Linked DNA regions of Homo sapiens: region 2 is linked to region 1. Evidence: read pairs that join two places in POLR2A ChIA-PET (ENCODE). Cell type or tissue: PC-9. All regions are shown on one strand. Links, peaks and the distances in the headings refer to the core of each region. The heading gives the core; the rest is flanking DNA.

Region 1 (8,467 bases), core at 413-8,412:
GTTATTAAAAAAGGAAACAAGAACCAAGAATGTCTTATGTATAAATATACAATGATCTGTACTGCATAGGACATATGTTCGATATACTACCATTTGTACAAAAAGAAAATGTGCTTGTATGCATTTGCTTATGCAGACGTATATGCTTAAAATTACCTCTGTAAAGACACAGAAGAAAGTGATAACATTGGTTGCCTTGAGGGAGGAGGATCAGATAGAAAAGTGTTTCAAAGTATCCTTTAAAATTTTGAACCATGGAAGTATATTATGCTTTGATGCTTTAATATTTGAATATAGTTATATCTTCTTTTGATATTCTGGCACTTTTAAAAACATCTGTATTTGGGGTACTATATGATCCTGATTCTCTAAGTGTTATAATTAACATATATATCTTATTAATCCAAAACTCAACTATGTAGTCTTTCTAGAACATAGCTAGGAATCAGAAAATAGCAAAATAAACCAGCAAGCAGACAAAATAAATGTTACAAAGTCCATGAACCACATAAAGCTTAGCCACTTTACTCACAGGAAGTCTGTTAGAGTCCCTTTTATCTGTTTGTTTATTTATTGGAAATAAGCTTGATAAAATGATTTACTCATAGAAAGGAGATAAGAAAAGACAGGTCTACTGAAAACAACAAGCAGTGTGTTAGCTCTCAATCAAGAGACATGTTGAGAGAAATTAAAAACCAACTGTACAAAGCTGACCAAAGGACTTAAGACATTTTTGTTCATTTAGTGCAGGAGCAAACCTTCTCTGAGATCATGTATATATGACAGTGGCATCCTAATGATCGTCTTGAGAAACCAAGAAGACATTCAGGTATGCTCAATAGAATCTATTAAGACTGATTTTCATGCCTAACATTTAAATAAAATATAAAAACTTTTGATGATTAAGTCTAAAACTTAGAGTCTCTGGAAAATGGAATAACACATTTCAGGTTGGTGGTGTTTTGGAGTATATTTTTAAATGCTTAACTGAAGATATCACCAAATGCCAGAGTAATTGGTCAGAGATTTCTTTTTCTATTGAACACAAATGAAAACATCAGTATCAAAAATTGGCAGTAGATATGCAAAAAGGGAGTCAGGAAAATTATTCTTGTACAAGAAAACAACTTTATAAGAGCTCAGGAGAAACTTCTAACTTTTCTACAGTGGAATGACTCCAACAATCACAGTCAAAATTTAAAGAATGGGTAATATGTTTTAGCAAATAAATGAGAGGAATTGTAGCAGTCATTAATCTAGGACAGGTTAGAATAAAAGAGGTGGTAACATAATGATTAACCATTTAACAGAGTGATTAGGACTATTGCTGGCATACTCTTTGACCCAGCTATCCATTTCCAGGAATTGTTTTTCTAAATGTACTTACACGAGGATGCGAGGGTGCGGAGATATGTACAAAAGGACACATACACCCTTGTTGGAAACACATATATCCCTTGTTGGAAACATATATATCTTTTGCTTTAAAATAATTCAACTTGGCTGGGTGCAGTGGCTCACGCCTATAATTCCAGCAGTTTGGGAGGCCGAGGCGGAAGGAATGCTTATGCTCAGGAGTTTAAAGCCAGCCTGGACAACATAGGAAGACCTCATCTCTACAAATAATTTTAAAAATTGGCTGGGCTTGGTGGCGGGCACCTGTAGTCCCAGCTACTCAGGAGGCTGAGGTGGGAGGATCGACCCTGGGAGGTCAAGGTTTCAGTGAAGTGTGATCACACCACTGCACTCCAGCTTGAACAACTAAGTAAGACTTTGTCTCAAAAAAATAAAAATAAATAAAATAAAAGAATGCAACTGGAAGCAGCTTAAGTGTCTAAGGAAAGGGAACTGATTAAATAAATTCTGTTGTATTTATTAAATGGAATACTTACTACGTAACCATTAAATAGAAGTGGGGAATACTATATATATTGATATATAAAATTGACTACTTTAAAATAAATAAAAAGAAAGCTATAGAATACCATACAAGGTATCATATATTTTGTTTAAAAACATTTCTGTGTGTGTGTGTGTGTGTGTCTGTGTGTCTTAGGATATGATTAGGAAAAGGGTTAGAAAGATACCCATTGACCTGTTATATCACTTGGCTGAAGATATGGGGTGAATGGACAACGGGCCAGAAATGTTCACATTACTTTATGCATAGCTGTAGTTCTTGATTTTGTAAAGTTATTTTTAAAGTGTCTATAAAGAAGATTATTGTTGTTAACCTTGAAAAGTTAATTGATGGGATAGACTAGGAAATCAAACCCAAACTATAATTGGATTAAAATAAAGCATTAAAAATGACAAAACTTGAGAATGGTGTATAATAATCTGTCTTGGATATAAAGAGAATTTCTGAATAGGTGGTGTCAAATGATTAAAAGTTATTATAATGAATAGGAATTGTTTTATCTGCCTAGAATGCCTTCCTCCTTTCTCTGAGGGAGCAACTTTTTCCCTTGGGAAATGCTCCTTTCACCTTTGCAAACATTTGGCTTAAGAATATGTGATTTTCCTTCCCAGTCTATGCACCTGACCACAAGTGATGATAGGCCTGAAGGTGCACACATAACTCAAACTGGGCCAACCATTTAGACACCACTTCACCCCAGTGATAAGAGGTGGTGTTGGTGTCTACCTGACTCAAGCAAGACCAATCACAGCTCTCCCTCAGCATATGCCAAACTGGACTTGGAGGAGAAGGAGTGTCATTCCTTTGTTGATATTGGGACTCAAAGGTGCATTCCTAGAGCACCCACGTGGAGGAAGCCAGGTTGCAGAAGAGATAATGGAGCCAGTGTTAGAAAGAAGCTATGATAAGGAGTTGAGGGCAAAATAGTCCAGCTATACCACTGCTCCTCTTCCTTTCTTGTGGTTACATAGGAAAAAAATTATCTTCTTGACTAAATTAGTTCGGGTTGGGTATCAGACGTTCACATCCAGAAACATACTGACCAATAATAGAAAAAAAAAAACTGGTAAACAAGCCAACACAGTTACTTGCTTCCACCTTTTATTTCAATGCAATGTAATGATGATACGTGAATCTAAAAATAAACTGATAATATTCAAAATATTGCAGACTACAACCTTTATTCTTTTTTTTTTTTTCTTTTTGAGACAGAGTTTTGCTCTTGTTGCCCAGGCTGGAGTGCAGTGGCGCGATCTCGGCTCGTTCCAACCTCTGCCTACCGGGTTCAAGCGAGTCTCCCACCTCATTCTCCTGAGTAGTTGGGACTACCATTGCCTGCCACCATGCCCAGCTAATTTTTGTATTTTTTTTAGTAGAGATGGGATTTCACCATATTAACCAGGCTGGTTTCAAACTCCTGACCTCAAATGATCCACCCACCTCGGCCTCCCAAAGTGTTGGGATTACAGGCATGAGCCACCGTGCCTAGCCTAGGATGACTACAACTTTTAGAACCTATATCATAAAATCCTTGAAGAGGACAATATTTGTAAGTTATTGAAGAAAACCTACTCCCCCAAAGACCATTTTTTCTGGTTAGGTGATCATTTATTTGGAAACAAAACAAAAAGTAGAAAAATTACTCACAGATTCAAAGGCCAGAGAGAGATTTGCTGACCACATTTATTATCTCTGAATAACATTTAAAGTTATTTTTCTAAGAAACTTACTGAGTGGGAAAATCATGTTGAAAGCTATCATTGAGAACCCTGACAGCTAATGGATTGATGTCATGACTAGTATAATGCTGGATTTAAAACCCTAGATGAGATCAAAAAAGAGAATGGAGACAAACATTTAGACGTAAACCCACTAGTACAAAACTTCACATTAAAGAAAGAAATCCAACATTTTTTTTCCAGTTTAGAAATAGAAATTTTGTTTACACTTTAAAAAAATTGAGGTACAATATATGTATAAAATTTACAATCTTTACCGTTTTAAACGTACCATAATAATAAATACATTTATATTATTATTTTCCCCTTTATCCCTCCCTCCTTCTTACCCGTCCTGGCATCTAGGTAACCACCATTTTATTCTCTGTCTTCATGAGATTTACTTTTTTAGCTTATATAAGTGAGATCATGCAATATGTATCTCTCTGTGCATGGCTCATTTCACTGAACATAATGGTATCTAGTTCCACCCATGTTGCTGCAAACGACAGGATTTTACTCTTTTTTATGGCTGAATAATATTTCATTGTGTACATATAACACATTTTTTAATCCATTCATCTGTTGATGGACACTTAGGTTGATTCCAAATTTTGGCTATTTTGAATAGTGCTGCATTAAACATGAGAGTGCAGAGACTCTGCACTCTGTTTAATATATTGCTTTCCTTTGTTTTGGATGTGTACCTAGTAGTAAAATTGCTGGATGACATGGCAGTTCTATCTTTAGTTTTGTGAGGAACCTCCATGCTATTCTTTTTAGGGGCCGCAATAATTTACATTCCCACCAGCAGTGGATGAGGGCTCGCCTGTCTAGACATCCTCACCAGCATCTGTTATTGCCTGTCTTTTTGATACAAGTCATTTTAGCTGGGATGAGATGATATCTTATTTTGGTTTTGATTTGCATTTCTCAGATGATTAGTGATGTTGAACATTGTTTTCAAATACCTGTTGATCATTTGTATGTCTTCTTTTGAGAAATGTCTGTTCAGATCTTTTGCCCATTTTAAAACTGAATTATTTTTGTTTGTTTACTTTGCTATTGAGTTCTTCGAGCACCTTATGTATTCTGGCTGTTATTAATCACTTGTCAGGTAGATACTTTGCAAATATTTTATCCCATTCTGCGAGTTGTCTTCTCGTTTTGTTGACTGTTTCCTTTGCTGTGCAGAAGGTTTTTAGCTTGCTGTAATCTCATCATATTTTTGCTTTGGTTGTCTGTGATTTTGAGATCTTAGACAAAGAAATCTTTCACCAGATCAATGTGCTAGAACATTTCCTCAAAGTTTTCTTCCAGCAGTTTCATAGTTTCAGGTCTTAGATTTCAGTCTTTAATCAATTTTGATTTGATTTGTGTATGTGATGAGGGATAATGGTCTAATTTCATTCTTCTGCATATCCCAGCACCATGTATTGAAAAGATTATCCTTTCCTCAGTGTATGTTCTTGGTGTCTTTGTCAAAGATGAGTTGGCTATAAATGCATGGGTTTATATCTCAGTTCTCTAGTATGTTCCATTGTCTATATGTCTGCTTTGATGCCAGTACCATGCTGTTTCAGTTACTATAGCTTCATAGTAAATATTGAAGTCAGGTGGTGTAATGCCCCCAGCTTTGTTCTTTTTGCTCAGGATTGAGCTGGCTATTTGGGATATTTTGTGGTTATGTATACATTTAGGATTTTTTTTTCTGTTTTTTGTGAAGAATGTCACTGACATTTTGATAGAGATTGCATTGAATCTGTAAGATGCTTTTGGTATATTGTCATTTTAACATTATTAATTTTTCCAATTCATGAGCATGAAATATCTTTCCATTTTCCATGTCCTCTTCACTTTCTTCCATCAGAGTTTTGCAGTTTTCCTTGTATAGATCTTTCATGTCTTTAGTTAGATTGATTCTTATGTATTTTATATTTTTTGTAGCTATTGTAAGTGGGATCGTCTTCTTGATTATTTTTTTCAGATTGTTTGACGCTGGTGCATATAAATGCCACTAAATTTTGTATGTTGATTTTTGTGTCCTGCAACTTTATTGAACCCATTTATCAGTTCTAACAGTTATTTTTGAGGGATACAGTCTTCAGGTTTTTCTAGGTATAAGGACATGTCATTTGCAAATAAGGCTAATATGACTTCTTTCTTTCCAATTTGGATGCCCTTTATTTCTTTATCTTGCCTAATTGCTCTGGCCATGACTTCCAGTATTCTATTGAATAACAGTGGTGAGAGTATGCATCCTTATCTTGTTCCAGTCCTTAGAGGAGAGGCCTTCAATTTTTTCTCTGTTCAGTATGATGTTAGCTGTGAGTTTGTCATATATGGCCTTTATTGCTTTGAAATATGTTCCTTCTATATGTATTTTTATGAGAAATTTTATCATGAAGGGATGTTGAATTTTATGAAATACTTTTTCAGCATCTATTGAAATAATTATATTTTTTTTGTTCTTGATTCTGTTAAACTGAACTCCTTAGGGTTAGTCACTGGATTTTTGCTTTGTCCTTTCGGGGAGGTCATGATTCTCTGCAGTTGTTTCTTGTGGAAATATGTCCACATCTTTGCATGGGAGGATTATTTATTCCAATCTTCTCTGTTTGGCTTATTTTGGTTTTTAATGGATACATTTGCTTACTGAATCTTTACTGCTAGGTTGCTGTCTAATTTTAAATTTTTATTTACATTCTCTTAGTTGACCTCCTAGAGTACTTCTTTTTTAAATTTTACTTCAAGTTCTGGGATACATGTCCAGAACGTGCAGGTTTGTTACATAGGTATACAATATGTGCCATGGTGGTTTGCTGCACCTATCAAACCATCATCTAGTTTTTAAGCCACACATGCATTAGGTATTTGTCCTAATGCTCTCCCTCCCCTTGCCCCCCACCCTCTGACAGGCTCCAGTGTATGATGTTCCCCTCCCTGTGTCCATGTGTTCTCATTATTCAACTCCCACTTATGAGTGAGAACATGTGATGTTTGGTTTTCTGTTCCTGTGTTAGTTTGCCAAGAATGATGGCTTCCAGCTTCATCCATGTCCCTACAAAGAACATGAACTCATTCTTTTTTATGGCTGCATAGTATTCCATGGTGTATATGTGCCACATTTTCTTTATCCAGTCTATCATTGATGGGCATTGGGGTTGGTTCCAAGAATACTTCCACATGCTCCTTTACCTTTGCAATGAATAGCTATGCCAACTCAGATACGTGCTATTATAACATTCCTCCTCATTAATAACAACATCTTTGTACTGAATAATGTCACTAGCTCGTCATTACAGGTGATTATTTTAGTCTTTATGTTAAACAATTGAAAATTATTTTGATCAAAACATCTTTTTAAAGTGAGATTTAAGTTTTATTATTTATTTATTTTCCTTCCAACTTTTATTTTAGGTTCAGGGGGTACATGTGCAGGTTTGTCACATGAGTAAAATGCAGGTTATTTCACTACCCAAAACTGCAACTTTGAATTCTTGGTCAGAGAGCTCACGTATTGCCATCTCATTAGGGTCAGTCACTGGATTTTTGTTTTGTTCTTTTAGGGAGGTCATGGTTCTCTGTTTGCAGTTGTTTCTTGTGGGTATATGTCTATATGTTTGCATTAAAGGATTGTTCATTTCAATCTTCTCTGTCCAGCTTGTTTTGGTTTTTATTGGACATATATGCTTAGTGAATCTTTACTGCTAGGTTGCTGCCCTTTTTTCAGCTCAAGATGGTGCCAGGTTCACCTCAGCTGTAGTAAATGATCAGAGCACTGCCTATCCTGAATGGGGGAGATCCCAAAGGGATTATCTAGGTGGTATCAAGGCTGGCTAGGGCTTTGTGCCCAGGGGACCTGTGGAATGTACCTTCTAAAGCATGGTGCTGCTGAACAACCACTCTGATTTGGCGTCTTCTTTAGCTAATAGATCAATTTCCGCAGCTGTGGATGTTAGTCATGCCTACACACTTTGTCTCTGCCTCTCCCTAGGGATATTTCTCCCTTTAGGCAGTCTTTATGCTTTCTCTGGGTTAAGGCAAGAAAAGGTCTCCTGCCAGAGCACCCAAGATGATGGGGAAGCTGGTTAACTCCCTCAATCATACTTTTTCAAGTGTAGATTGTGTTGGGGGACGATTTTCCATGTACTTGTTGCTGGGCAGAATGGTGGGGGAGGAGCTTTGCAGATGTGTAAGTCCGATTCTCTTACCATCTGCTTAGTTTTTTTCACTTCTCTGTGGCCTTGGAAACTATTTCATTCTCGTATTTGACTTCTGGGTTGTTGCTGGTGAAAATCTTGGCACTGTATAACTGTTTTCAGTTTTTTGCAGGGGAAAGTGAAACCATCTTGCTTCTATATTGCCATTTTGGAACTGGAAGTAAAAAATCTTTGTATTAGTTAACTTTGTGGAATTGAATTAAATAAAGCTATCTTCAACTCATTTTAGAAGAACATGTAAATATTGTCTATGTATAAAAAGGCATAATTGTTAAAGCAAAACAGGATAAGAAGTATAGGAAGGGGACAAAACAATTTCGTTGAGTGGATTTCAACCATAATTACTATTTTGGAAAACAAAAACAAAAATAAAACCCATCTCTCAGAAAACTATCATTCTAAATTGAAAAACAAAGTCAATTTATACAATTTTAAAAATTGGAGATGAGCTATGACATTTCTAAATTACAGGGAAAGTATACATAATATTCAAAATGGTAGAAATCATAGCGTGGCATAGTGGCTTAGGCCTGTAATCCCAGCCTTGTGGGAGGCCAAGGTGGGCAGATCAGTTAAGACTAGGAGTTCGAGACCAGCCTGGCCAA
Region 2 (8,467 bases), core at 202-8,201, 87 kb after region 1:
ACAAAACAACAGACCAAAACAAAAAACAAACAAAACAAAACAACAACAACAAAACCCCCACCAAAATCTGAAATGTGAAAGAGTAAAACCATGGCGTTCTGCCTGTTTGGAGTTTTCCACCCCAAGCCCTTATGTACCCTTTCCTCCCACTCCCTGGCCATCTACATCTATACATAACACAGATTACAAAATGAGGTGATGGTCCCAGAGTGGCTTTCTGTAGATGTCCTCTATCCAGAACTCTCTAAATGTTCACTTCTTGGCCATTGCACTTGCTTTTCTCTTAAATAAATAAGGAGGCAATGCTTTGTCATAGACCCTGTTTCTGCTCTCAGAATGTGCTTCAGCTCCCTATGCAGTGAGGAGGCTTTCAAGCAGTCCAGCGCTGTCCTGAAGTTCCCTTACGCTCACTGCTATCCAGTAGGCTCCACCCTAAGCAGGAATCCGTTTCCTATGTTGGTTCAGGTTCACTCAGGGAAGGTCAGAGTGATGGAGGGTTATCTAGAGGCCATCAAGATTAAAAAAGGGGCTCTTCTTTTAGCCTGTTCATGTGTTCTGTTCTTTAAAAATTGTTGAGGATTCCATACATTCTTGTAATAACTTGCCTTTTAAGTATTTGGTTTTCTAAAATGCAAAAACCAGTTAGGTGACCTATTATCCATTATCCATACAAACACACACGCTGCACACACAATTTTGTTGTTGTTAAATGACTATTACCATGACCATTACCCAGAGTGGTGAACTTAATCATAGGACATCTTAGGGTTAGACAGTTCCACAGGAAACTACATTTATTAGTATGTAATTATCTGTGCATGTGTGCAAGTGTATTTAGATAGATAGATAGATAGATAGATAGATAGATAGATAGATAGATCAGAGATAGAATAAGTGCTAACCATGTCCATGCTTATTGTGATAACTCCATTATCCCATCTCCATGTCCTCTTCCTGGGCGGAGCAGCGTTCTATATCATTTTCCAGACAGAGGACCCAACCAGTCTGGGGCAATTCTATGACTACCCCATGGCACTGTTCACCACCTTTGAGCTTTTTCTCACTGTTATTGATGCACCTGCCAACTACGACGTGGACTTGCCCTTCATGTTCAGCATTGTCAACTTCGCCTTCACCATCATTGCCACACTGCTCATGCTCAACTTGTTCATCGCCATGATGGGCGACACCCACTGGAGGGTGGCCCAGGAGAGGGATGAGCTCTGGAGGGCCCAGGTGAGTTTATTTGTGTTAGTCTTGCTAAGAAGCAGGGGTTGGAGAGAAAAATCAAAGTGGAAAATGTTATGGTGGATCATTCTTAAAAGAGTCACAGAAAAACCCAGTGAGGCTGTCACCTCAGAAGAGGTTTGTGTAAACCTGAGGTACATGTGGATAAATGGAAGGGACAGAAGGAGGATTAAATGGACGATAGTGGCAAGAGGTGGGGTTGTTGCTCACAGGGGAAAAGTAGACCTAGGATTGATCCTTGAGTCCAGTGGGAACTAGAAGTGACCTTGTTCTGGTATATTCCAGTTTTCAATTTGGATCTTATCTTCTATTTGCTTCTGTAAATCCCTGTTTCTCTATGATCTTTTCTTTATATCACCATAGACTGATAAATATTAGAATTAGAAGTGACCCTCAATGGCCCTCAAGTTGACCTCCTACTTAACATAATAATCATTTATTGGTCAGAATGTCATTCAATATCTTCTCTAATGCTGATTAGTACCTTATTATCTTGCAAATTCAGGTAGAGGTTGGGAGGAAGGGAGTTTTCCCATATTTTTAAAGATTTTGTTATTAGACATTTATGTCGCATTGAGCTAAAACCTATCTTCTTAAAATTTCATTCTTTGGCGCCAGTCTTTCCCTCTCATATATCACAGAACACATTCTTCCATATAAGCACCATTCAAATATTTGAATATAGCCATCATTTTTCCCTTAGACTTTTCATTCATTTAATGATGATCATTTAGACCCTGCTATGTGTTGACAAATGCCTAGGAGCTAGGGACATGAGCATAAACACAACAGACACCATATGTGCCCTCATGGAGCTGACGGTTTAGTTGGAAAGACGGGCATGAAGTGAATGACTTCACAAAAAGCTGTAAAATTACAGCAGCAAAAGTGCTATAGAGAATGTAAGGTGCTAAGAGGAGGATACAACAGAGGAATCGGACTGGGAAGTGAAGACATGCTTTCCTGAGGGAGCAACATTTAAGATGAGAACCCAAAGGTGAGCAAGAACTAGGTAGTTAAAAGGAAGGAGGGAAAAGGATGAAGGTCAAGGTTAGTAGCAATTAGGACTCTTGGCTACAGGGACAGAAAACCAAACTCAAACAGACTTGCAGATTTTTAAACAGGGGGAAGAGGATGTGTTAGTCCTCATAAATGGGAAGTTTAGAGAATTAAACTAACTTTAGAGGTATCTGGCCAGAATGCAGATCCACATCTTATACATTACATCCATTCCTCTGTTCGGCTCTCTTTTGACCTCTCTTCTAAGGCAAGCTCTCCCATCGTGTTTGTGAGATCATTTCTAGAAGCTCCAAACTCCAAAAAGAATGAGGATGTGCAATGCAACACGCAGCTCCGAGGGCCCCACTCACGTTGTATTCTGTGAGGCTCCTGGTGCCAGGCAAAACTGCAGGCTTTAAAAGAACATCTTTCCCCCTGCCAATTCCTTCCATGTTCCATCTCATGGGAACACATTCGGGTCATAGGCACATCGTTGAATCTAAGGAAAGACCAAGGACTAGATAGTGGAGGTGTTGGTGATGGTGGTGGAGGGGAGGTTTGGGGGAAAATAGATTAATTAAGCACAACTGTGTGAAGCCCAGTCCACTCAAACCAATGCACTAAAAGTGATGAGGGAGCAATTCCCTAAATGAAAAATGGGTGCTGTTACCCGAGGAAGGACGGGGCTGCATGATGGCTCAGGAGGAACAATAAACATTTCTTTCAAGGCAAAGAAGAACAGCTATCCAGGGTAAGAGCACAGAATGACTGGAAGTCCTGAGCTAGGAGGGAACTTGGTGCAATTAAGAAACTGAAAGAAGTGTGGAGTAATGAGGAAGATAGGGAGTAGAAAAACATGAGGTGAAGAATTTGCTATTTTGAAGATTGCACTCCTTCAATTAGGAAGCCTTCCTGGTTCTGATCTATTCTGATTGCACCCTTTTGTCCATGCTCTAATAGATCATGGTTTCTTTGAAACTAGAATAGTCCCCAGTATGATTAGGGCAATGCGGTACAAAGCGGGACTATGCCTTTCCTTACTTGGACATAATGCTAAGGGTACCTAAAGCTGAGTCAGGTCTTTTAGCAAATATACAAATGGCCCTTATTAAGCTTGTGATCAGCTAGCACTCCCACACCTTTGTTCTATGACTCACTTATCTAAGCTTCCTAAATGTAAATATAGGACCTTAGATTTGGTTTACTTAAATTTCTTGTTAATGATTTTACACCAGCATTCCAATCTAGCGAGATAATTTTATATTGCTTCTGTTGCCCCACATATTACATATCCCTCCCAGTTTTGTGTCACAGGCATATTTGATAAGCTTGTTTCCCATGTTTCATCTAAGTAATTAATGAGGGCTGAGCAAAGGACAGAACGTGTGGTGGACTTGCTACCAGAAATTTCCCTGCCAACTTGCAGTCATTAATCAACCCTTTTCCTTCCTAAGATGTGGATATTTAATTTGCTGAAAATTCCCTGAACAGTAACAGTATCAATTCATCCCCAAGATCGTAGAGATTCTCTTTAATCATTTTATTTAAATCGAGATAATTGGTCTGTGGCTTTTATATGAAAAAGAAGTTGAGATTAGTTTGGAGTGACTCATTCTCCATGAGTGAATAGTAATGTAAGGGCAACTATTTTATTCAAAACACTCACAAAAAATCCTCTCTCATTTCTTGATGAGTGAAGCTGGTTGCATGGTGCCTGGCACAGGCTGTGGGGTGAATAGGTGGCTGTTCTCACCACTGACCTCTAGTGTCCTATCTCACAGATTGCCTTTGGTTCCCTTTATCAGTGGCCTCAGTGCCTCTTTGAACCTCATGGCTCTTTCAGAGTTCTTCCTGTATCTCCTGCCTCCTTCCAGGTCGTGGCCACCACAGTGATGCTGGAGCGGAAGCTGCCTCGCTGCCTGTGGCCTCGCTCCGGGATCTGTGGGTGCGAATTCGGGCTGGGGGACCGCTGGTTCCTGCGGTGAGTGATGGTGTGCACATGCAAAACTGCAGATGTGTATAAGGCCACGGAAGCAAGGGTGACCGACAGGCGTCCTGGAGCCTACATTAGCCTGTCTAGGGGAGGGGGCTGGAGCTGAAGTGGAGGGGTACGAAGAATGCTGTGTGTACCTCAGGGCAGCCACGTGTAAAAGGTTGTGTGCATGTGTCCATGCTCAGACGTCAGCATGGGTTACCAGACTTGCTGTAACCTTGTTCTGAGCTGACCTTCATCTCCAGTGTACTTTTGGCTTGGATCTAACTTCCTCCTTCATATTCTGCCCTCATCTCCCGGCGTGACTCTCCTCTCTCCTCAAATTTACTTCCTGAATTGCATCTCGTCATCCTTGTGACACGCTTATCTATTAGTTGGCTCTGTTTTCTCTTTCACATTCCTACGTATTAGTAACACACAAACACACACACACCTGTGTGCGTCCTACCACCCTGCAAGCCCTGATTGCTCAGCCTCCATTATCTCTATCCCAGGTTAGCCTGCCCTCCATCACCTCCCTTCACTTGATCCCAGATACTCTTCCTGTTTCAACTCTGCTGCCTTATTTCTGCTTCCCTCTTGACCCTGCTTTCTAAATGGTCACCTCTACTTCTCCCCTGCCCATGTCTCCCCACCTGGATTGAGTCCTTTCCCCTTTCCCCTTATCAGGGTTGAGAACCACAATGATCAGAATCCTCTGCGAGTGCTTCGCTATGTGGAAGTGTTCAAGAACTCAGACAAGGAGGATGACCAGGAGCATCCATCTGAGAAACAGCCCTCTGGGGCTGAGAGTGGGACTCTAGCCAGAGCCTCTTTGGCTCTTCCAACTTCCTCCCTGTCCCGGACCGCGTCCCAGAGCAGCAGTCACCGAGGCTGGGAGATCCTTCGTCAAAACACCCTGGGGCACTTGAATCTTGGACTGAACCTTAGTGAGGGGGATGGAGAGGAGGTCTACCATTTTTGATTAACATCGCTATCACTCTTGACCTTACTCCCGGTTGGCCTGGGGGCGGGGACAGAGACGGAGACCTCTGCCTATGCAAGTGTCTAACTTCTGTGCCTGTTAATCATGGGAGGGTGAGACAGAACAATCCCTAAAGGGTCATGCCTCACACTTCACATCAGAATTTCTGGCAATGGGCAATGGTCATCGATTGTCTCACGTATTTTCTGGGCTCTTGCAAGTCACCCATCTCAGGAAAAAGGAGGTTGGCAACTAAAGACATGAGGCAGGGATGCTAGATTAATGTCAGGACCATTTCTCTTCTGCCCCACGCAGCCCCTAGAAAGTAGTAAGCTGTGAGGCTTTTCTGGCTCCCCAGGGCTTACGTGGGAAGAGCCAGGCATGGCATAGAGGTTGTGGCCCTTCTTTTTTTCCCAGCCTCCTGTAGGTCTCTCTCTCCACTTAGCAAGCAAACACCAACTGCAATAAAAAAGTCTCCTTATTCTTGCCTTCTTTAATTTTTTACTGTGGCACAATACATGTCACATAAAATTTACCATATTATCCATTTTCAGATGTGCCATTCAGTGGCATTAAGTACATTCACATTGTTGTGTAACCATCACCATTATTCATTTATGGAACTTTTTCATCATTCGGAACTGAAACTCTAATCCCCATTGAACAATAACTCTCCAGCTATCTCTCTGCCCTGGTCCCTGATAACCAATATTCTGCTTTCTGTCTATGAATTTAACTATTCTAGGTATCTTATGTAAGTGGGATTCTGCAATCTTAGTCCAAAATTTGACACAGTTTGTTTATTTATTCATCTACCAATGGACATTTGAGTTTTTTCTACCTTTTGGCCGTTGTGAATAATGCTGCTATCAATATGGTATACAAATATCTGTTCTAGTTTCTATTTTCAGATACTTTGGGCATACACCTAAAAATGGAATTGCTAGACAATTCTTATGTTTAGTTTTATGAGGAACTGCCATACTGGTTTTCACAATAGCTTTCACCATTTTACATTCCCTTCTAATGGGTGTGAAGTGGCTTCACATTGTAGTTTTGATTTGCCTTTCCCTAATGACTAATGATACTGAGCACGTTTTTATACACCTATTTATTGGATGTTTATATACCTTCTTTGGAGAAATGTCTTTTCAGTTTATTTGTCCATTTTCGAATTAGGTTTTTGTTGTTGTTGAATTGCCTTATCTTTGCTTTTTGAGGCTCACAGTCTGAAGTGTTTGCATCCTGGTGTGTTTTTAAGAATGTATGGTAAATTAGGCCTATATTTGAATGGCCTAATCATTTCTTTTCCAGGACCCTCCTGCTCTGTCCCTAGCAGCTAATCATCCTTGTGCCTGGAGGCAACAGGCTCCTGCTTGTTCTCCTGACATAGCCATCCTCCATTCCCATCTCCCTTTGCCCCACACTGAGTTGTGAAAGGAACAGCAACAATAGAGGAAGGGTCATCCCTCTCCAGGAGGGAAATTAGGAATCATGTGTCCAGGGCACCCATTATAGGTGCTCATGGTCAGCCTCTCTTGTGTCTCCAGCACTATACTTCTAATCCCAGCCCCATCATCACCCTTAGCAAAAAGCCATGTCAGCTTTTCAAAGGACTGTGGTCTGGGATAACAAAGAAGTAAGTGGTATTTGTGAAACCACAGACAGTTAATTCAGATACACCAGCCCAGGGCTGAGTGCCCAGCAGTGAGGGATTGCACAATGTGTATACACACGCCCGCACACACTGGGACACAGTGGTGGCAGGGTATGTAAAACTGCTCAGTCACCATCATTCTTCTTTATTCTCTTCATAGTAGAAGCACTTTAAAATTCTGCTTCTGTAGTCCTTTTTTTTTTTTCTTGAGACAGGGTCTTGCTCTGTTGCCCATGCTGAAGTACAGTGGTGTGATCACTGCTTACTGCAGCTTCGACCTCCTGGGCTCAAGTAATCTTCCCCCATCAGCCTCCCAAGTAGGTGGCACTACAGGTGTGCACCACCACACCCAGCTAATTTTTGTATTTTTTTTAGAGATGGGGTTTTGCCATGTTGCCCATGGCTAGTCTTGAACTCCTGGTCTCAAGCAATCCACCTGCCTCGACCTCCCACAGTGCTGGGATTACAGCATGAGCCACTGCACTAGCCCTGTAATCTTTTTAATACTTGCTTAACTTGTCTATAAACTTATATGTCTTTTGATTTGAGCCCTTGGCCTGCCCCCAGGTATTGTCCTTTGTCCTGGCTTGTGCACCTGGTATGTAATTAAAATTGCTTACTGCCTAGGTTTTTCACTAAAATAAGAATTACTAAGAGTTAACATTATAAATTAATGAATGTAATTAAAACTACTAGGTACATACAATGTGTATTAAACAGGTAGGCTGTGTTTTTTTTTGGAGAACAAATGTTAAAATAAGTCATGGGAGTGTGGTTCTTTTTTAAGAGAAAGTGTTTTTTTCTAGTTTAGAGGATTTTAAGGACTGTTTCAAGTTAACAGAAACGACAAAACTGAAGGTTTAAGCAAGTCGTAGAAGGTTTGTGGAAGATTGATCTTGTAAAAGGAATTTTGTGTGTGATCAAGTTTGGCTAAAATTTTAAGGGGATTATTTAGATATTATACAAATTGAACATTCATATAAATAGCACATTGATGCAGGGTCAGAATCTGAGCACCTGTGTGAGGCAGGATTTTCTTGGAATATTGATGTGTTCTTTAACACAAATTTGTAAAGTTTATAAAAGCCTCATGGAAATCTTACCTTACAATCAAACTAATTAAAATTTGGTAGATTTGCTTATAAGATTCTATTAAAGCTTTAGAATTAACAATACAGTAATACAAAAATAAAATTTGGTTTTCTCTTTTAAATAAGATTTTTGTATAATATTAAGAGATAGTAAAAGATTTTCATTTGCCCTTTGAATAAACTGCCAAAAAAATTAAAGAAGAAGGAGAGGAGAGACAGATTCAGTTGGCTTCACACTGTCTCTATTAGGTCCTATTTTTTAGAAAACTGAGGTCTTCTTTATCAAGGAGTAAAGATTTCTGCTTTTTTTTAAAATTGGTGAGTTATCACTTTAGCTAAATGATTATAATGACCTGTAATCTCATTTTGCGATATCAAGTGCTTTAAACTTTTAATGTTGGACTAACTTTCCAAGATTAAATTCTAAATGCAGTCTTTTAACCTCAAACTGACTTTTAAATGTCCAACAGAGGCATATTTGGCTTATTTGATATGTTAAAATCATACAGGAGGCA

Evidence for each region. Peaks named below come from ENCODE experiments on the same cell type or tissue, not always from the same donor. Only the 100,000 strongest peaks of a DNase experiment are listed, where the experiment ranks them.
Region 2: POLR2A ChIA-PET joins it to region 1 with 10 read pairs; 2 of 35 experiments call an interaction of 5 or more read pairs at or near these places.

Annotation. Positions count from the first base shown.
Region 1 is chr7:142,992,059-143,000,525 of GRCh38, reverse strand. No RefSeq gene overlaps it. Among named protein-coding and RNA genes, the nearest start is that of OR9A2, 31 kb to the left of the region's middle. In PC-9, for the core only: no CTCF peak of the experiment used is centred there; no DNase peak of the experiment used is centred there.
Region 2 is chr7:142,905,251-142,913,717 of GRCh38, reverse strand. TRPV5 (transient receptor potential cation channel subfamily V member 5) reads left to right here. Exons shown (of 15, transcript NM_019841.7): 13 at 968-1,236; 14 at 4,122-4,228; 15 at 4,910-5,617. The coding sequence ends at 5,204. Among named protein-coding and RNA genes, the nearest start is that of TRPV6, 24 kb to the right of the region's middle. In PC-9, for the core only: CTCF peaks have their summits at 3,842 and 4,051 (motif pointing left); DNase peaks (open chromatin) are centred at 507, 3,447 and 3,952; H3K27ac peaks cover 850 bases.